2 separate regions of the Homo sapiens genome follow, and region 2 is linked to region 1. Evidence: chromatin loops called from intact Hi-C (ENCODE). Cell type or tissue: MCF 10A. All regions are shown on one strand. Each heading gives the region's core, and the rest is flanking DNA. Links, peaks and the distances in the headings are about the cores only.

What was found. Peaks named below come from ENCODE experiments on the same cell type or tissue, not always from the same donor. Only the 100,000 strongest peaks of a DNase experiment are listed, where the experiment ranks them.
Region 2: a loop joins it to region 1, with 16 times the contacts of the local background. A loop is called at or near these places in 76 of 110 quality-filtered maps.

The regions. Positions count from the first base shown.
Region 1 is chr9:129,133,631-129,141,469 of GRCh38, forward strand. PTPA (protein phosphatase 2 phosphatase activator) reads left to right here. Exons shown (of 10, transcript NM_178000.3): 6 at 1,165-1,264; 7 at 2,841-2,965; 8 at 3,962-4,062. Among named protein-coding and RNA genes, the nearest start is that of PTPA, 26 kb to the left of the region's middle. RefSeq lists enhancers at 4,858-5,485, 5,954-6,043, 6,116-6,743, 6,164-6,213, 6,504-6,663 and 3 more and a silencer at 7,264-7,313. In MCF 10A, for the core only: a CTCF peak has its summit at 5,678 (motif pointing right); DNase peaks (open chromatin) are centred at 5,731, 6,481 and 7,081.
Region 2 is chr9:129,787,570-129,798,742 of GRCh38, forward strand. It overlaps the pseudogene UBE2V1P4. Among named protein-coding and RNA genes, the nearest start is that of TOR1B, 10 kb to the right of the region's middle. RefSeq lists an enhancer at 2,681-2,870 and a silencer at 2,861-3,155. In MCF 10A, for the core only: a CTCF peak has its summit at 2,927 (motif pointing left); a DNase peak (open chromatin) is centred at 2,982.

The sequences.
Region 1 (7,839 bases), core at 2,809-7,808:
TATGACTGGGAAAGGAAGGAGGATACTTTTTCACCCTGTAATCTGATCATGTGTTCCCTGCTTAGAAGCCTGCAGTGGCTCCCTATTGCTCTTAGGGTAAAGTCTGAGCTCTTTCCTATGGCCAAAAGGCCCATGTGACCTGTAGCCTCCTGTCATTACACGTTCTCCCTTGCTCTCACTGCCTTCGACATACTGGCCTCCTTAGTGTTCCTCAAACAGATCAAACTTTTTCTTGCCTCAAGGCCTGTGCACATGCTATTCCTTCTGGCTAGAATGCATTTCTTGCTTCCCTCACTCCCTTTGCCTTGCCAGCTCACATCTTTCAGATTTCAGATTAGATGTTACTTCCTTAGGGGAAACCTTGAACCCTTACGTCAGGGTCCTTCTGTGATATCCTCCAGTTAGTACCCTGTCTTTCTCCTTCAGAGCTGGAATCATAGTAGTGACTGTATATTTATAATGTCTGTTGTCCCTGATAGATCATAAACTTTCTGAGGGCAAGGACTTACTTGTCACTGTCTCCTAGTGCGTAACATGGACAGTGACTGCTTACATAGTAGGTGCTCAGTAAATATGGTGGAATTGCTGAGTGAGTTAAACCTACGTAATGAAATGTAAATGTCCAGCCCGGGTCTTTTACGAGTGGAATTATAGTACTGGTAGTTCTTTTTTTTTTTTTTTTTTTTTTTTTTTTGAGACAGTCTCACTTTGTCACCCAGGCTGGAGTGCAGTGGCCTTATCATGGCTCACTGCAGCCTCAACCTCCTGGGCTCAGGAGATCCTCCATCTCAGCCTCCTGAGTAGTTGGGACCACAGGCACATGCCACCATGTCTGGCTAATTTTTGTATTTTTTGTAGAGACAGGGTTTTGCCATGTTGGCCAGGCTGATCTCAAACTCCTGAGCTCAAGCAAGCTGCCTGCCTCAGCCTCCTGAAGTGCTGGGATTACAGGCATGAGCCACCATGCACGGCCAGTACTGGTATTATAGTTCTTGAAAGGAAAGGGCCTAGCAAGTCTTTCTGAATGGGGAAGAGGTCTCATTGTCTCCATGTTGACCACCCTCCTCAGAGGGGCACTTATCAATGATTCGGATTCTGGGAGACTAAAACAATCCCAGTCCTTTACCTGGACTACTGTCAACGCTGGTTGTTTTTCTCCTCCAGGGCATGAGGCAGCCTTCGCTGCTTTCCTCTGCTGTCTCTGCAAGATTGGGGTGCTCCGGGTGGATGACCAAATAGCTATTGTCTTCAAGGTGTTCAATCGGTGAGAGAAAGGACAGGAGGGTTGGAGGAGGGGGCGTGAGGGGCCATCTGTTTCCTCCTCAAACTGGGAAATGGGGTGCTCTAGGGTTCTCCTGAGTAGCTCATGGTTCTCTTGTCCTGTCCTAATCAAGCTCTGGCTGTGGATGGAGTGTCCAAGCCTTTTTTCCAACAGGTTCAAATTAACCTCCAAGTAAAAGCAAGTGAAAGAATTGTCACATAGGCCGGGCGCGGTGGCTCACGCCTGTAATCCCAGGACTTTGGGAGGCCCAGGCAGGCGGATCACGAGGTCAGGTGTTCGACACCAGCCTGGCCAACATGATGAAACCCCGTCTCTACTAAAAATACAAGAATTAGCTGGGCGTGGTGGCACTCGCCTGTAATTCCAGCTACTCAGGAGGCTGAGGCAGAAGAATTGCTTGAACCCAGGAGGCGGAGGTTGCAGTGAGCTGAGATCGTGCCACTGTACTCCAGCCTGGGTGACAGAGTGAGACTCTGTCTTAAAAAAAAAAAGAATTGTCACATAATGTCTGCCAGTATTGACACAGTGTTGACCATATGGAGGAAGAATTCTAAGCACTTTATGTATAACTCATTAATTCTAACAACAACCCTATGAAATAGCAACTGTTATTTCCATTTTACATATGAGGAAACTGAGGCACAGAGATATCCGGTGTCTTCACTGGGTTCACGCCAGCTGAACCCAGGTAGTCAGACTCTGACCTGCTGCCCCACACCACCCAAGCCAGTCGCTGGGCAGCACTGATGTGGATCAGTTACCCAGAGCTCTTAAAATCCCCATTGCGGGCCCCAGTCTAGCAGTGCTGCTGCAGCAGGCCTGTGACGGAGCCCAGGAGCAGTGCTCGATGCTTCACAGGTGGTTGATATGCAGCCTCTGATAATATAGAAGGTTGGAACCAGAAGAACCTAGGAGATAACCTGCTGGGACTTGTGTTAGCTTTCAGACAGGCCAACTGAGGCTGGAGAGGCTGAGGCCCTGCCCAGGGTTTTACAAGTTGTCAGGAGTTGATGGCACCAAAACCCACCTTCCTAATCAGTGATTTTTTATTTATTTATTTGTTTATTTTTTTTGAGACAGGGTCTTGCTCTGTCGCCCAGGCTGGAGTGCAGTGGAGAGATCTCGGCTCACTGCAAGCTCTGCCTCCTGGGTTCATGCCATTCTCCTGCCTCAGCCTCCAGAGTAGCTGGGACCACAGGCGCCCACCACCACACCTGGCTGATTTTTTGGATTTTTAGTAGAGACGGGGTTTCACCGTGTTGGCCAGGATGGTCTCGATCTCCTGACCTTGTGATCCGCCTGCCTCGGCCTCCCAAAGTGCTGGGATTACAGGCGTGAGCCACCGTGCCCGGGCCCTTAATCAGTGATTTTTATGCCTTTCCTGAGCCAAAAGATGGCTGAGTGTTTGTTGGGGGAAATAAAGCTACATTATTGAAATTGAGACCAGTTAACACTCTTCAGTGGTTATTTTGGGGTCTCCTTGTGCTCCCAGTGGCCGAAAGGGTGAGACTGTCTTTTTACTTTTTGCTACCTTCCCTTTCCCTGTCCTCCTGTGCAGGTACCTTGAGGTTATGCGGAAACTCCAGAAAACATACAGGATGGAGCCAGCCGGCAGCCAGGGAGTGTGGGGTCTGGATGACTTCCAGTTTCTGCCCTTCATCTGGGGCAGTTCGCAGCTGATAGGTACTAGAGCGGGAGGTGCCTATCCCTCCACCCCCAACCAAGGCTGCGTTCTGTGGCCCTCCCCTGCCCCTCCTGCGCTCCCTCCTTCCCTTCTTCCTGCCCAGGGCAGACAGTGACAGCTTGGAAAGCAGGGCATTAGACCAGCTATTGAGGGAGGCTGTTTACTGTCGACCTTCTGCTGTGAGAGCCCGTGTGGTGGGCTGGAGGAGGCGGAGGCCAAGCGCCACCAAGATAATGGGAAGTGACATGGGCTGGAGCAAGGGCGCACGCCTGGTGCATAATGGACTGGTGTGAAATGCGCCCCAGCTCCTGGCAGCAGCTGTGGGGTTTTATGTTGAAAATGAGGGACCCTTTTGATTTGGTGACCAGTGTCATCCACTGTTATTATCGAGCTGTGTGCAAAGGGGCCCGTTAGGGAGCAGCCGCCAAGTGCTGGGTGGTGGGCCTGCTTCCTGTGGGGCTCAGAGAGGCCTGCTCTGGTGACTCCCCAACTCTTGAAGCTAGTTTTCAGGATGGGCGTAGGTGATCATCTCTATTTTGATGAAGAATGAACTGCCTACAGACTGATATTCATAAATGACCATTAGTTGTGGCCTCGGGTGCATTGCCTCCCCGAATCTTCTCAGTGACACTGCGAAGGGTCTGCCAGCATGAAGCCGGCTCTGCTGACTGGCACCTGCACCAGGCACCATACTGAGTGCTGTAGGTGTGGTAATTGTTGTCATGGCCCCTAGGAGGAGGTGCTCTTCTTGTCCCCAGTGTCCAGGTGAGGAAACTGAACCTTGGCAGGCTGAAGTCATGCGTCCAACGCCATGCAGCTAGAGCTTAGCACATTAGAATACACAAACCCAGAGTTACTTATTGCTCCTTCAAGGTGAGGTGTTGAGGGCACCACGGGCAGGACTGAGGCCCCTGGGGGGGTGTGACTGCTGGGCCGGGTTGCCCAGGTAGTCGTGGGGCCTGGTTCTGAATGCTGGGGCCCATTCCTTTTCCCAGACCACCCATACCTGGAGCCCAGACACTTTGTGGATGAGAAGGCCGTGAATGAGAACCACAAGGACTACATGTTCCTGGAGTGTATCCTGTTTATTACCGAGGTGAGGAGGAGGGGTGAGAGAGAAGCCCATGGCTGCCTCCAGGCTCAGATGAACCAAGGCTGGTGGCCTTACAGTGGATCAGAAGAGCCAGAGCTGCTGCCCAAAATGGCAGGGCCGGCCGGAGCGGGTTATTGAAAAGGAAGCACCACTGGGCCTCTTCCGAAAGAGCCGCTGCTGACTGTCAGGTCCTCCGCCCAGTTCTCCTTCAGTTTCTCCTGAACACCACAGGAGTCTTGAGATGAGGGTCTAAGACTTGGTCACTAACTGGCCTTGGTGACTGCTGCAGCAGGTCTGAAAGGGTCGGGGCGGGCGGAGGTTTGTGGGGGAGGGTCAGCATCTTTCGGTGGGGCCCCACAAGGGTCTGTAGAACCATGTGCTGTGGATGTGTAAAATGAAACCACCAGAGGAGATGGAGCGAACTTCTGGTGCAGACAGCTTTTCTGTCGAAGGGACACGTCTCTGTCAGTGCCTGAGGACGTGGGCCCGAGCAAAGTGCTGGAGTGGGAGTGCGCAGGCCTGGCCTGTGGTGGCAGTCACTGGATAGCCAGCCCCACGGCTGGGTTCTGGAACTGGAAGTTATTGTCTCACCAAGGCAGGATTCCTTGCAGTGGGCCCTGGACCACTTGTGCGAGATCTCCTAGTGTGTTTGTTAAAACGCACATTCCTGGGCCCTCCATCCCAGCTTATTGCATCAGAATCTTAGGGGACAAGAGCCAGGAACCTGCATCTAAACACACGTGCCAGGCGACTGCACAGGAAAGCTGGGGACCCTCTGCTCTCTGGACCTCTCTTGAGGGAGGTGTTAGGACTTCTCATCCTCTCTGCCATCCCCATGCCCCAGTTTCCAAAGGGCGCCCTCGCTCAGCTATCTGGAGAGGGTTTGAGAGTTCTATCCCTCCTCAGTCCCTTTCCCGACACCAGCACGGATGTCTGCTGCCTCAGTGAGGTTCCTAGCAGGCCTGTGGATGCTGGCCACGGGGGCTGCTCTCCGTCCGGGCTGTGTATTCTGAGCCCCCGACGAGGTGGAGAAAGCTGGGTTATAACCAGCAGCCTTGGCTCCAGGCTCTTCCTGGTCAACATTCGGCTCAGGCTTCTGCCAAACTCCAGAGGCCAGAGGGGAATGACACATTTTTTCCAAGTCAGCAAATGGAGCCGGGACTGACGGCTGGGCGGCCACCACTTCATTCCCGGAGATCTGCTGCCCTCAGCAGTGTGGCAGGCCCAAGGTCGGGAGGACTTGGGGGCAGCCTGGCTCACTGCCTTGAAAGCCAGTCACGCGCTGCTCTCTGTGGAGTGGAATGTGGGGGTCTGCGGAGCCCTGGGGGACCTCAGGATAAGCTGGAGGAGCAGGGTGGGAAGAAGGGTGCAGATGCCACACTGAGTTCTTGGGTGTGGCTGAAAGGCTGAGCTGTTTGGGCTCCCCCGGCGGCTGGCCAGGCCTCTGGGTCCCTGTCGGTATTCTAACTAGGAGGCATGCCAGGCCTGGCCTCCAGGATTTTGGGAATTGATTCCATGGTAAAATTTTGTCTTTAGTTGGTTGGTTGATTTTGTTGGTATAAACACCCCAAAAGCTTTTCCAAAGTTTGGGACCCAGTTCCTCCAGTAGAGGAAATCTCAAAGTAGCCACTAGGTGGCAGGAGAGGCACACTGAACTTGGAGAGGGTTTGGTGACATTTATTTGAGGCAGCAGAAGGAACAGGGAGGGGAGGGCGTGCCTAGAGTTGTTGGCTGTTCCGCACCTTCTCCACAGGTCCGGGTTTTCACTTTGGGTCTAGGCTCTTGGGCATGGTGTTCAACAGTAGACCCTAGGAGGAGTGTGCCCAGGAGCCGGGGTGGCTGCAGCAAGGGCCCATCTTGCCACGTGGCCGCTGGTTGCAGCACACGTTGTGTTGGTTCTCCAGAGCGCCCACCCTCTTCCACCTCGGAGCAGTGAGCAGCATTTTGCAGTCCCTAGTTGGTGAGTGGCCTGGCCTAGCTCACTGGGGACCTGGAGGCTTGCATGGAGTTCTGTACGCCTTGCTTGGGAAGGAGGCAGTGTTTCCTCTGGAGACCCTGGATTCACCATGGTGCTCTTTTAACTGGGAGATTAACTAAAACACCGAGAACTTGGGAGTGGAATCAGGCAGCCCTTTCAGGGTCTCATGCCAAGACTGCCCTGATACCCGTGGGCATCCTAGGTGAGGGACCCCACCTTGCAGGGCCTCTACAGCCTCTGTAAATGCAGCCCTGGCGCCTTTAAGAGCCCAGGGCAGGCAGGAAAAGAATTTCAGTTTCAATCTGGCTTCTAAATTTGGAGTTTTGGGAAGGGAGGGATCAGATTTCAGCTGGAAGGGAAGGAGCTGACAGGAAGGCGCTGTGCAGAGCCTCCCCACCCCCGCCCATCCCCCCAGTTACTGACAGAGGAGCCATTTACAAAAGGCCGATTCTCTGGGGAGTGGAGAGGCAGGAACGCAGCGTCTGTGAGTAATTTCCTGCTCAATATGGCTGCTCTGACTCACACGATTCCCCTGGGGTCACTGCGGGCTGCAGCTCGCTCGCTCATTCTGGTTCTTTCTCTTCTCCCTTTGTGGCTAGAATGAGCTAATTTTTTCTTTGTCTTCCAGCCCCGATTCCTTTTTCTCCCACTCGTCTGTTTTCCTTTGCCAGAGTTACAGGCAAAGGACTGTAACCTCCCTGAAGGACTTAGGGAGACCCTGGGGTACTGAAGGCCTGGGGGCAGCCTGCAGCCCCTCCAAAGAAACTACCTCTCTGGCCTTTCTGTGTGTAGGGGCCCAGGGCCACTGGAGCTCCAGGACATGGGCCTAGCCCTGGCTCTGCCAGAGGCCTTTTGAGGATCTGTTCTTTGGCCCTGGTAGGCGAGGCTGGCCAGGAGGCAGGGGCTCTTGTCTTCCAGTGCCCATCTGCCTGCCTTTGCCTCGGAGCCCTTGCCGGGCAGGCCCCTGGCAGACAAAGCCGACAAAGCCGACAGGGTGCCTCCTGGTTGCTTGCTCAGAGGGCCCTGTCCAGAGAGTGAAACTGGTTACACAGCTCCATGCTCCCTGAGCTTTCCTGGGCCTGGAAGTGTGCACAGGGCTGGAGCCTGCAGACTGGGGAAGGGGTGGGGTAGGGTGGGGAGGTGGGGGAGGGGCTGGGGGTGGAGTGTGGTTGAGCAGGGCAGTTGAAACAAAGCTCCCCAGAGGTGAGGCCCCTGTAGGCTCGGGGTGCCTGGCTGCCCTCCTGGAGGAGAGAGCCTGGGGTGATTCTGAGTGAAGCGAGTGGTCCAAGACAAGGCCCCCAGGGACCAGAGTGGGCTTTGTCTCTGTTGGGTGCCTCGGGCTCTTGCCTGGCTGTGGTGGAGCCTGGGAGAGAAGAGGAGGGGAGGGAGGAGCCTGTTGTCCTTGCTCCTGAACATGGGTGTTTGGATGGGCTTTTTGGGAACCTGGGCCAGGGGAGGGAAATGAGGGGGATAAAATGACAGGTTTTTTTTGACTTAAATCTTAAAAGTTTTGTCACAGTTGCCCTTACTAGAGAAGTAAGAGGCCTGCCAGGAGTGGGTCACCAGGTGGCAGCCCATGGCTCAAGAGTGGGGGCTCCTGAGGGCTCTTGTGGTGAACTGATGCCCCTTTTTGGAGAGCGTTTCTGGCTTATCTTTTCTCCTTCAAAAAATAACCCAGTCTCCCCTGACACCCGCATGTTTCTAGAACCTTCCAAGTCTCTGTTTCTTTGCCAGATTCAGCCTCTTTGCAGAGTCTTCCTTCTGCAGCATGGGTCTGGGGTACAGAGCCCTGTTCCCCTGTA
Region 2 (11,173 bases), core at 886-5,885, 650 kb after region 1:
GCCCCTCTGCCCCCACCTCCCGACCAGGTGGGAGTCCTGGTGGGTGGTGCCAAGTCTTTCTTATTGACTGTTGAGTCCCAACACCTGACAAAGAGGAAGCCCCCGGCCACAAGTAGATAGGGGATGCATTTCCAACGTGAGTAGAATGGATGATAGTGGCCCAGAGTTCAAGGAGAGAACTTCCTGGAAGACTTGGCTCCCACAACAGCCACCCCCTTATTTATTTATTTATCTATTTTTTTTTTTGAGACGGAGTCTCACTCTGTCACCTGGGCTGGAGTGCAGTGGTGAAATCTCAGCTCACTGCAACCTCCACCTCCCAGGTTCAAGAGATTCTCCTCCCTCAGCCTCCCAAGTAGCTGGGATGACAGGCACCTGCCACTACACCCGGCTAATTTTGTGTATTTTTAGTAGAGACAGGGTTTCACCATGTTGGCCAGGCTGGTCTCAAACTCCTGACTTCATGATTCGCCTGCCTCAGCCTCCCAAAGTGCTGGGATTACAGGCGTGAGCCACCGCGCCTGGCCGCTAGCCATCCCCTTATTATCTCAGATTCCTGCACGTCCGTCTCACCGTACTTGCATCCCACACCATGGTCACTTGTTTACTGGTCTGTCCTGAAAGCTCTCTGCTGAGAGGCCTCCACACTCATCATCTTAAGTGACCCTCAGGCAACCCTATAAGGTAAGGACAACCATGCCACCAACGAGGAAACTGAGACCTAGAGGGGTTGGGCAACCAGCCCAGGGTCATGTTCATGATCATGGCAGAGGTGGAATTGGAACCCAGGCATTGTGCTCCTCCCTGTTGGACTGTTGGGGGAAAGAGTCAGGACACTGGGGTGGAGCCCCCACATGAGCCCAGCGTCTGTCCTGGCTCCAGCACTTTCTTTTTTTCTTTTCTTTCTTTTTTTTTTTTTTTGAGACGGAGTCTCACTCTGTCGCCCAGGCTGGAGTGCAGTGGCGCTATCTCGGCTCACTGCAATGTCTGCCTCCTGGGTTCAAGCAATTCTCCTGCCTCAGCCTCCTAAGCAGCTGGGATTACAGGCGCGCACCACCATGCCCGGCTAATTTTTTGTATTTTTAGTAGAGATGGGGTTTCACCATGTTGGTCAGGCTGGTCTCAAACACCTGACCGCGTGATCCCCCGCCTCGGCCTCCCAACAGCACTTTCTAGATGTTTAGGAACTCCCTTGGGCAAGTGACTTCATTTCTCTGCAAGTCACCTTCTTTGCCTGCAAAATGCAGATTTCCAATCCGCTACCTCACAGGGTTGCTCTGGATTTAAATGAGATAATGACTGTAACGCTCCCAGAGCCTGGCACTGAGCAAGCATTTCATAAATAAAACACTATCTATCTAATAATAATATTTGTAACCATCTATAACAAATATACTAATCTATAGTGACAGAACGAGATCGGTGGTTGACAGGGAGAGAACGTGAGGGGAGAGACAAGAGAAAGGGATGACAAGGTGGCACAAGGAATCTTCTGGGCATGGTGGGTATGTTCACGACCTTGTTTGTGGCGATGGTTGCATGGGTGCGTACAAATGTCAAAACTTAGCAAATTGCACTTTTTTTTTTTGAGATGGAATTTCACTCTTGTCGCCCAGGCTGGAGTGCAGTGGCACGATCTGGGCTCACTGCCAAGTCCACGTCCCGGGTTCAGGTGATTCTCCTGCCTCAGCCTCCCAAGTAGCTGGGATTACAGGTGCTCGCCGCCACACCCAGCTAATTTTTCTATTTTTAGTAGAGCTGGGCGCTGCAAATTGCACACTTTAAATATGTGCAGTTTGTTCTGTGTCAATGATACCTCAATAAAGCAGTGTGAAAGCACATGCGATATTCTATGATCTTAAGATTTCATAGGAATAGGGCTGGGCTCAGTGGTTCATGCCTGTAATCCCAGCACTTTGAGAGGCCAAGGCAGGGGGATTGCCTGAGCTCAGGAGTTCGAGACCATCATCCTGGGCAACATGGCAAAACCCTGTCTCTACTACAAATACAAAAATTAGCCAGGCATGATGGCACATGCCTATAATCCCTGCTACTCCGGAGGCTGAGGTGGGAGGATTGCCTGAGCCTGGGATCTTGAGCCATCACTGCACTCCAGCCTGGGTGATAGAGTGAGATCCTGTATTTAAAAAAAAAAGATTTCATAGAAATAGGCCACACATGGTGGCATGCACGTGTAATCCCAGCTACTCTGGAGGCTGAGGCAGGAGGATTGTGTGAAGCCAGGAGTTCAAGGCTGCAGTGAGCTATGATCACACCTGTGAATAGCCACTGCACTCCAATCTGGGCAACATGGTGAGACCCTGTCTCAAAAAACAAAACGACGAAACAAAAAGGTTGCATAGAAATAAACTGTGTAATATTGATACACAAAATACCAAACAAGAAAAGGAGAATGCCAAATATCATGTACCCCTTGGAAGGCCCCCTGAAAGATAGAGGCACTAACATTTGGATGAGAACAGAATTTAATGTAAACTTTTGACTTTTTTTTTTGAGACAGGGTCTGGCTCTGCCTTCAGGCTGGAGTGCAGTGGCGTGATCACGGCTCACTGCAGCCTTGACCTCCAGGCTGAAGCAATCCTCCCACCTCAGCCTCCCGGGTAGTTGGGACTACAGGAACTCGCCACCACATCCGGCTAAATTTTGTAGTTTATAGTAGAGACGGGGTTTCGCCATGTTGCCCAGGCTGGTCTCAAACTCCTGGACTCGAGCAATCCACCCACCCTGGCCCCCCAACGTATTGGGATTACAGGTGTGAGCCACAGCGCCCAGTGGAACTGTTGACATGTTAAATAATCTAGACTTTTGAACTTTTTCTGTTAAGTTGTTGTTGTTTTTAGCCCATCTGGAGGTTGCAGATAAGCCCAGCTGCAGGTCCTCAAACCTGCAGCTCACCAGCACCCTCTAGTGCCTTCTTGGTGTGAGCACATGAAGTCTCCCAGCTGTGGGCAGTTTCCCGTCTATCAGCACAAGGACACCTCTCTTTAAAATCCTCAAGTCTGACGCTGGGTGGGAAATGGGTGTGGATCCGGGGCGCTGTCTCTGGTCCTGAAAGTCACAGTCAGCTGCGAAACCTAAGTCCAGAGCCCTCTCTGCAGCTGAATCACCCTTCCACACCTTTCCCAGGCCTTCTTTCCATTTATGATGGCCTCGACGAGTAAGCTGGTAGTTTTGAATGTTTTGGATTGACAATTTAAATGTCATAGGCAATGCTTCTGGACAGCAATGATAGAAAGAGTAAGGAGAGTGGCCAGGCGCAGTGGTTCATGCCTGTAATCCCAGCACTTTGGGAGGCCGAGGCGGGCGGATCACAAGGTCAAGAGATTGAGACCATCCTGGCCAACATGGTGAAATCCCGTCTCTACTAAAAATACAAAAATAAATTAGCCGGGCATGGTGGCGCATGCCTGTAATCCCAGCTACTTGGGAGGCCGAGGCAGGAGTATCGCTTGAATTCGGGAGGTGGAGGTTGCAGTGAGCTGAGATCACACCACTGCACCCCAGCCTGGCGAGAGAGCGAGACTCCATCTAAAGAAAAAAAAAAGAGAAAAAAGAAAGAAAGAAAGAAAGAGTAAGGAGAATGGGAACGAGTGTGAGATGAGTAATATGCTGGCCTTCTAGCAACACAGGACGACAGCCAGCACAGACTCGGACAATTTATGAAAACCAAATATACAGTCTTAAAATAGAATGTGGGCCTAAATACCTGGAATCACCCCCGTGGTAAGATTTGTAACAAAAAGATTAATATGAGACCAGGCACAATGGCTCACATCTGCAATCCCAGCACTTTGGGAGGCCGAGGTGGGTGGATCACTTGAAGCCAGGAGTTCAAGACCAGCCTGGGCAACATGGTGAAACCCCGTCTCTACTAAAAATTAGCTGGGCATGATGGCGGGCGCCTGTAATCCCAGCTACTCGGAAGGCTAAAACATGAGAATCGCTTGAACTCAGGAGGCAGAGGTTGCAGTGAGCCAAGATTGCACCACTGCACTCCAGCCTGGACAACAGAGCAAGACTCTGTCTCAAAAAAAAGAATTAATGTGAACGGAGTTAATAATTTGAATGGAGCAGTGGACCCAAGAGCCATATTGGTGCTGACAAAATGGCAGCATTTATTGTATAAAGCTTCAACGTGGTCCTGCAAGAGCTCTGGCACCTAATGACATCTAGAGAAAATGTGAAAGTCCCTCAGCTGCCTGAAGGACAGTGTTATGGCAACTAATCCAAAAGAAGAGCTACAGGTCCTTCTTGCCTTTTTGACTTAAGCAGTCTTCATTGTTCACAGCAGTAAATTTTCTTTTTGGTTGTTGTTGTTTTGTTTTGTTTTTTTTTTTAAGATGGAGCCTCCCTCTGTTGCCCAGACTGGAGTGCAGTGGTGCGATCTCGGGTCACTGCAACCTCCACCTCCTGGGGTTCACGCCATTCTCCTGCCTCAGCCTCTTGAGTAGCTGGGACTACAGTCACCTGCCACCACACCTGGCTAATTTTTGTATTTTCAGTAGAGATGGGGTTTCATCATGTTGGCCAGGCTGGTCCTGAACTCCTGACCTCAGGTGATCTGCCTGCCTCGGCCTCCCAAAGTGCTGGGATTATAGGCATCAGCCACCGTGCCTGGCCAATACCCACACTTTTAAGGGAACAAAATGTTATCCAAGTATTTACAGTAGCACTAACTGGGGGTGGGGAGACCCAGGCACAACGACCCCCAGCCCATGGCTCATTGATCCAAGGTCAACCAGCCCAGGTTGGGCCAATCAGGTCCTCTCTCTGCAAACTCAAAGTTGGACCCAAGCATGCAGGTATGGGAAGTGGCCAAGCCTGATCCACCTGTGGGCAATGTCCCAGCAAAAGGTCCCCCAACTCCTGCCCCTGAGTCCTAGACAACACCCCGGGGACCCTGCTCTTCCTGAGATGTGGTCAGTCATTTCTCACATTTTTGTGAGTCACCCTGACCTCCTCTAACAAACCCTAAAAAAGCCCAAATCACGGTCAGCGTCTGTTGTTTGGAAACAAAGAACTTCAACTGATGGAGCAATTGGCTACTTAAGAGAGTGGGAGATGGGCAGCAGGTGCTTAGCGAATTGTGGGGACTGGGAAGCGATTACTGAGCCCACATGGGGAAAAATGCAGAGAGGCACCCCCCTTCCCACCATCCATCTTCCAGGAGAGGGGAGTACCAGTGCCCACAGTGACAAAGCAGCTAAGCCAATTTCACCTGGACCTCCCTGAGGACCACCTACCTCCAAGAGGTCAGCTCCAGCACCCTGGGAAGTCACTGCCTCAGGCCAATCAATGGAGGGGTGACAGAGGCCAAGATCCCACCACCACCAGCACCAGGGCAGAGCAGTGGCTCTTCATGAAAGTGGGACCCTGAAATCTATTGAAAGATACCTTTGCTGGGCATGGTGGCTCACGGCTGTAATCCCAACGCTTAGAGGCCGAGGCGGGAGGATTGCTTGAGCCCAGGAGTTTGAGACCAGCCTGGGCAACACAATGAGAACCCATCTCTACAAAAAATAAAAAATTAGCTGGGCACAGTGGCACACGCCTGTAGTCCAAGCTACTCAGGAGGCTGAGGTGGGAGGATCACTTTTGCCTCAGAGGTTGAAGCTGCAGTGAGCGGTGATCACACCACTGCACTCTAGCCTGGGTGACAGGGTGAGACCCTATCTCTAAACAAACAAACAAACAAACATATCAGTGCTATTTTGGCAAGCTGTAATCAATGGAATGCTGACTCAATTCGGAATTTTAACATTCAGAGGCTCATGGTCATAGGAACTTAAAAAAATTTTTTTTGAATTTTAATTGTGCTAAAAAACACATCATATAAAGTTTACCATCTTCACCATTTTTCAGGGTACAACTCAGTGGCATTAAGCATATGCACCTGTTGGACATCCAATCATCTCCAGAACTTTTCCTCTTCCCAAACTGAAGCTCTTGTCTCCATTAAACACTAACTCCACAGCCCCCCTTCCCCAGCCTCTGGAAACCACCTTTCTACTTTCTGTCTGTATGATTTTGACTTCTCTAAGGACCTCATAGAAGTGGAATCTTACAGTGTTTGTCTTCTTGTGATGGCTGATTCTACCTAGTATGATGATCATAGAAACTTTTGATACACTTTAAAATTTCACTATATAGGCCGGGCGCGGTGGCTGACGCCTGTAATCCCAGCACTTTGGGAGGCCGAGGCAGGCGGACCACCTGAGGTCTGGAGTTCGAGACTAGCCTGACCAACATGGAGAAACCCCATCTCTACTAAAAATACAAAATTAGCCGGGGGGATGGCGCATGCCTGTAATACCAGCTACTCCGGAGGCTGAGGCAGGAGAATGGCTTGAATCCAGGAGGCGGAGGTTGCTGTGAGCCGAGATCGCGCCATTGCACTCTAGCTTGGGCAACAAGAGTGAAACTCCATCTCAAAAAAAAAAAAAACAATTCACTATACAGCCAGGCGCAGTGGCTCATGCCTGTAATCCCAGCATGTTGGGAGGCCGAGGCGGGTGGATCACCTGAGCTCAGGAGTTTGAAACCAGCCTGACCAACATGGTGAAACCCCATCTCTACTAAACAAAAATCAGCTGGGTGTGGCAGCGGGTACCTATAATCCCAGCTACTCGGGAGGCTGAGGCAGAAGAATCGCTTGAACCCAGGAGGCGGAGGTTGCAATGAGCCAAGATCATGCCATTGCACTCCAGCCTGGGCAACAAGAACAAAACTCCATGTCAAAAAAAAGAAAAAAGACACCAAACATGTGAGGTGGGCAGGAAACATGGATGGAAAACCCCCACTGTGCTTTCCTGTACCTGGGGTGGTGGAACTGCTGAGGGGTCCCTAGAGGCAGAGATGTCCAAGGCACGACTCCTGACATGTAACGGGGCTAGAGTTGCCGCCCGAGAAAAGGTCCCCCAAGCCCATCAGATTGAGCCTGCTTGGAGGCAGCCTCCCTAACCTCTGCAGAATAGCCCCCCTGGGGGTGCTAGCTTTTGAGTTTTTGAAGCAAAGTACCTAGAAGGACTTAGCTGAGATCACAAAAGAAATTGAGTTCACTGCCATAGGGCCCCCAGCACTTGCTTATGATGACATAGGAGCCGCACTAAACCCGCTGCACTGGAAGGGATGAGAAGCCTGAGGCTCAGAGAAGGTGGGTGACTTGCCCTGGGTCACACAGGAAACATGACAGCCAGAATGTAAACTCAGGCGGGTCTGCTTCCGGAGGCAGCATTTTGGAAAATTCTTTGTCCGACAGAAAGGGAGTGTGTTTTTCACAAATATTTGACATACGCCTTGGACATAGTACCGCACTAAGCACTACAGGTGAACAGAACAAATCCTGCCTTCGAGGTTACCGTACATTCAAGCAAACAGGGAAACGAGTCCCATTAGAGTATGAGAAACAGGACAGGCAGGGATGGGATGGGGAGGAGCAGGAGGACACCTGGGGAAGGTGGCAGGTCAGGGGAAGAGGCTGGGCCTGGAGCAGTCACCTGGCCTGGGGCTTGTCTTAGCTTCTCCCAGTAGTTCCCTCACCTGCAAATGAAACATTTGTTTCACAAGGTGTCATGAAGACACCTGGCTCAATCTTAGATGCTCAATTAAGGTAAACTCCTTTCATTTCCAAGGGGAAGGAGAGGAGCAGGGAAGAGGTTTCCTGAGACCTGTGGTGGATTAGAGATGCCCAGAGGGTCCCCAAAGGGGATGTCCTGGCCCTTGTGTGGTCAGTCCTTCATGGTGGGGACAGGCCCTTACTCTGCAGGGCCTTAGGCATCCCTGGCCCGCAGATCAGTCTGTCCTCTTGGAGAGTGTTCTATCCTTGAACACCAAGCACATATTTATGGAGCACCTACTGTGTCCTGGTCAGAGTTCTGGGAATTAGAGACACAGAGGACAAAAGACAAGGTCCCTGCCCTCCTGAAGCTCTCGTGGCAGTGGGAGAGGAGGGCAATAAACAAGGACTCAGATGGGGTGATAGGAGAGAGAGCAGGTGCCTGGGGGGTAGGAGTAAGTCTACTGTCGACGGGGGAGGTGGGCTTGGAGCTGAGGGTTAGAAGCTGTTAGCTGTGTGGGGCTTGGAGGCAAGAGTCCAGGCTGAGAACACGTTATATGTGAAAACTCCGAGGCAGGAGAGAGAAGGGGCGGGGGGCCTGAGAACGAGGGAGCCTGTGGGATGAGAACGAGGGAGGCTGTGGGATGAGAACGAGGGAGGCTATGGGATGAGAAAGGCTCTCTGAGAGGAAAGTGTGCACATCACTGGGGCTGGGAGGTCAGAGGAAGGAGGGCACCTTTCTTCCCAAGGGTTTTGGGAAGCCATCGACAGGTACCAAGCAAGAATAGCAGGACCCAGTTCCTTGTAAAAAGACCACCTGTCCCTGTTGTAGGGAGAATGACTCAGAGAGGATGGGGTGAAGATGTTTGCACTTACCGTGACAGACACCCCGGTGGGAAGGACTTTTTTTTTTTTGAGACAGAGTCTCACTCTGTTGCCCAGGCTGGAGTGCAGCAGCACAATCACAGCTCACTGCAAACTCCTGGGCTCAGGTGATCCTCCCACCTCAGCCTCCTGAGTAGCTGGGACCACAGGTGCAAGCTACCATGCCTGACTAATTTTTGTATTTTTTGTAGAGATGGGGTCTCGCTATGTTGCCCAGGCTGGTCTCAAACTCCTGAGCTCAAGTGTTCCTGGGAGGGACATGTTTGGGGAAAGTGACCAAGGCTCCCATTTCAACTGTGCAGCTACTGGGCTGTCTAGGGAATAGCCAGAGGTGTCCTGGGTGTGGCCAGGTATGGGTCCTGGAGAAAGTTGGGGGCCTCTCACCCAGGGAGAGAGGGGAGAGAAAGAAGATCTGGAACTGAGCCTAGGAGCCTCTCAGGATTTTAAGTGGGGAGACGGGGAAGCAGCAGCAACCTAGGAGGCTGGTGGCAGGGAGGGAGGATACCATTTAGCCAGGATGCAGGCTCCAGATCAGTTCCAAAGTCCCTCCCTGGCAGCTGCTGATTCAGAAGGGGGTTTCTAGCACCTGCAAGAAAAAGCATGACGCGGACGGGAGGATGGAGGGGGAAGGGGCTGCCAGGCAGAGCATGATTTGGGCAGAGGTTGTCACACATTTTTGCTCACACATCAGATTAACATTGAAAATTTTCATTGTGAGTTTATTTATTTATTTATTGAGATGGAGTCTCACCCTGTTGCCCAGGCTGGAGTGCAGTGACGCAATCTTGGCTCACTGCAACCTCCACCTGCCAGATTCAAGAGATTCTCCTGTCTCAGCCTCCCGAGTAGCTGGGATTACAGGTGCACATGCCACCATGTCTGGCTAATTTTTGTATTTTTAGTGGAGATGGGGTTTCACCATGCTGGCCAGGCTGGTCTGGAATTCCTGACCTCAGGTGATCTGTCCCCCTCGGCCTCCCAAAGTGCTGGGATTACAGGCGTGAGTCACCTCGCCCTGCCCATTGTGAGTTTAAATGGTCACAAAAGACATAATTTTTGCACTTTAAGATAACACTGTAGGGCCGGGCGCGGTGGCTCACACCTGTAATCCCAGCACTTTGGGAGGCCGAGGCGGGCGGATCACGAGGTCAGGAGATCGAGACCATCCTGGCTAACACGGTGAAACCCCGTCTCTACTAAAAATCCAAAAAAAAAAAAAAAAAATTAGCTGGGTGTGGTGGCGGGCGCCTGTAGTCCCAGCTACTTGGGAGGCTGAGGCAGGAGAATGGCGTGAACCCGGGAGGCGGAGCTTGCAGTGAGCCGAGACCTCGCCACTGCACTCCAGCCTGGGTGACAGAGCGAGACTCCATCTCAAAAAAAAAAAAAAAAAAAAAAAGATAACACTGTTGCATTGCTTGTCTAATTACTCGGTGGAATCTAGATGCCACAGCAATGTAACCTCCCATCCATGTATCAAACACATGAACAAGTCAGACACTTATGATCTTTTTTGTACTAGAACCCGTATTTCCATTCCACTCTCTCATCAAATGTCATGTTAATGAAATTTTTTTCTTCCCCTTTTTTTTTTTTTTGCCTAACAGTCTTATTGATCATGCTATCTTATTTCTCTGCAACAAAAATATGTATATACTACAAATGAAAACTTAACATAGGCCCGGTGCGGCCTAAAACTATAAAACCTAATATAGTTTTTTTTTTTTTTTCTGGTGACCACAAAACCCTAGGTATTAAATATTTCTTTTGGATTATTTTTAGTATACAATTGCTCAAAATAACATAAATAGGTTACAAACTTTTTTTTTTTTTTGAGAAGGAGTCTCACACTGTGGCCCAGGCTGGAGTGCAGTGGCACGATCTGGGCTCACTGCAACTTCCGCCTCCCGGGTTCAAGGGATTCTCCTGCGTCAGCCTCCTGAGTAGCTGGGATTACAGGTGTGCACCCCTATGCCTGGCTAATTTTTGTATTTTTAGTAGAGACGGGATTTTGCCATGTTGGCCAGGCTGGTCTCAGACTCCTGATCTCAAGTGATCCGCCTGCCGAGGCCTTCCAAAGTGCTAGGATTACAGGCATGAGCCACCACGCCTGGCCAAAATTTTTTTAAAAAGAAAAAACAATTAAAAAGAAATTTATTTCTCACAGTTCTGGAGGCTGGGGAGACCAAGATCAAGATGCCAGCAGATTTGGTGCCTGGTGAAGGTTGCCTTCTGCTTCCAAAATGGTGCCTTCTTGCTGTGTCCTCACGAGGCAGAAGTGGAAGGGTCGAGCTAGTTCCCTCAAGCCCTTTTTTTGAGACAGTCTTGCTCTGTTGCCCAGGCTGGAGTGCAGTGGCACGATCTCGGCTCACTGCAACCTCTACCTCTTAGGCTCAAGTGATTCTCTTGCCTTAGCCCCCCGAGTAGTTGGGATTACAGGCACCCGATACCACACCTGGCTATTTTTTGTATTTTTTAGTAGACAGGGTTTCACCATGTTAGCCAGGCTGGTCTTGAACTCCTGGCCTTAAATGATCCACCTGCCTCCCCAAATGCTGGGATGATTGGCGTGAGTGACTGTGCCCAGCCCCTCAAGCCTTTTTTTTTTTTTTTTTTGAGATGGAGTCTCACTCTGTCGCTCAGGCTGGAGTGTAGTGGCATGATCTGAGTTAACTGCAACCTCCGCCTCCCGGGTTCAAGCGATTCTCCTCCCTC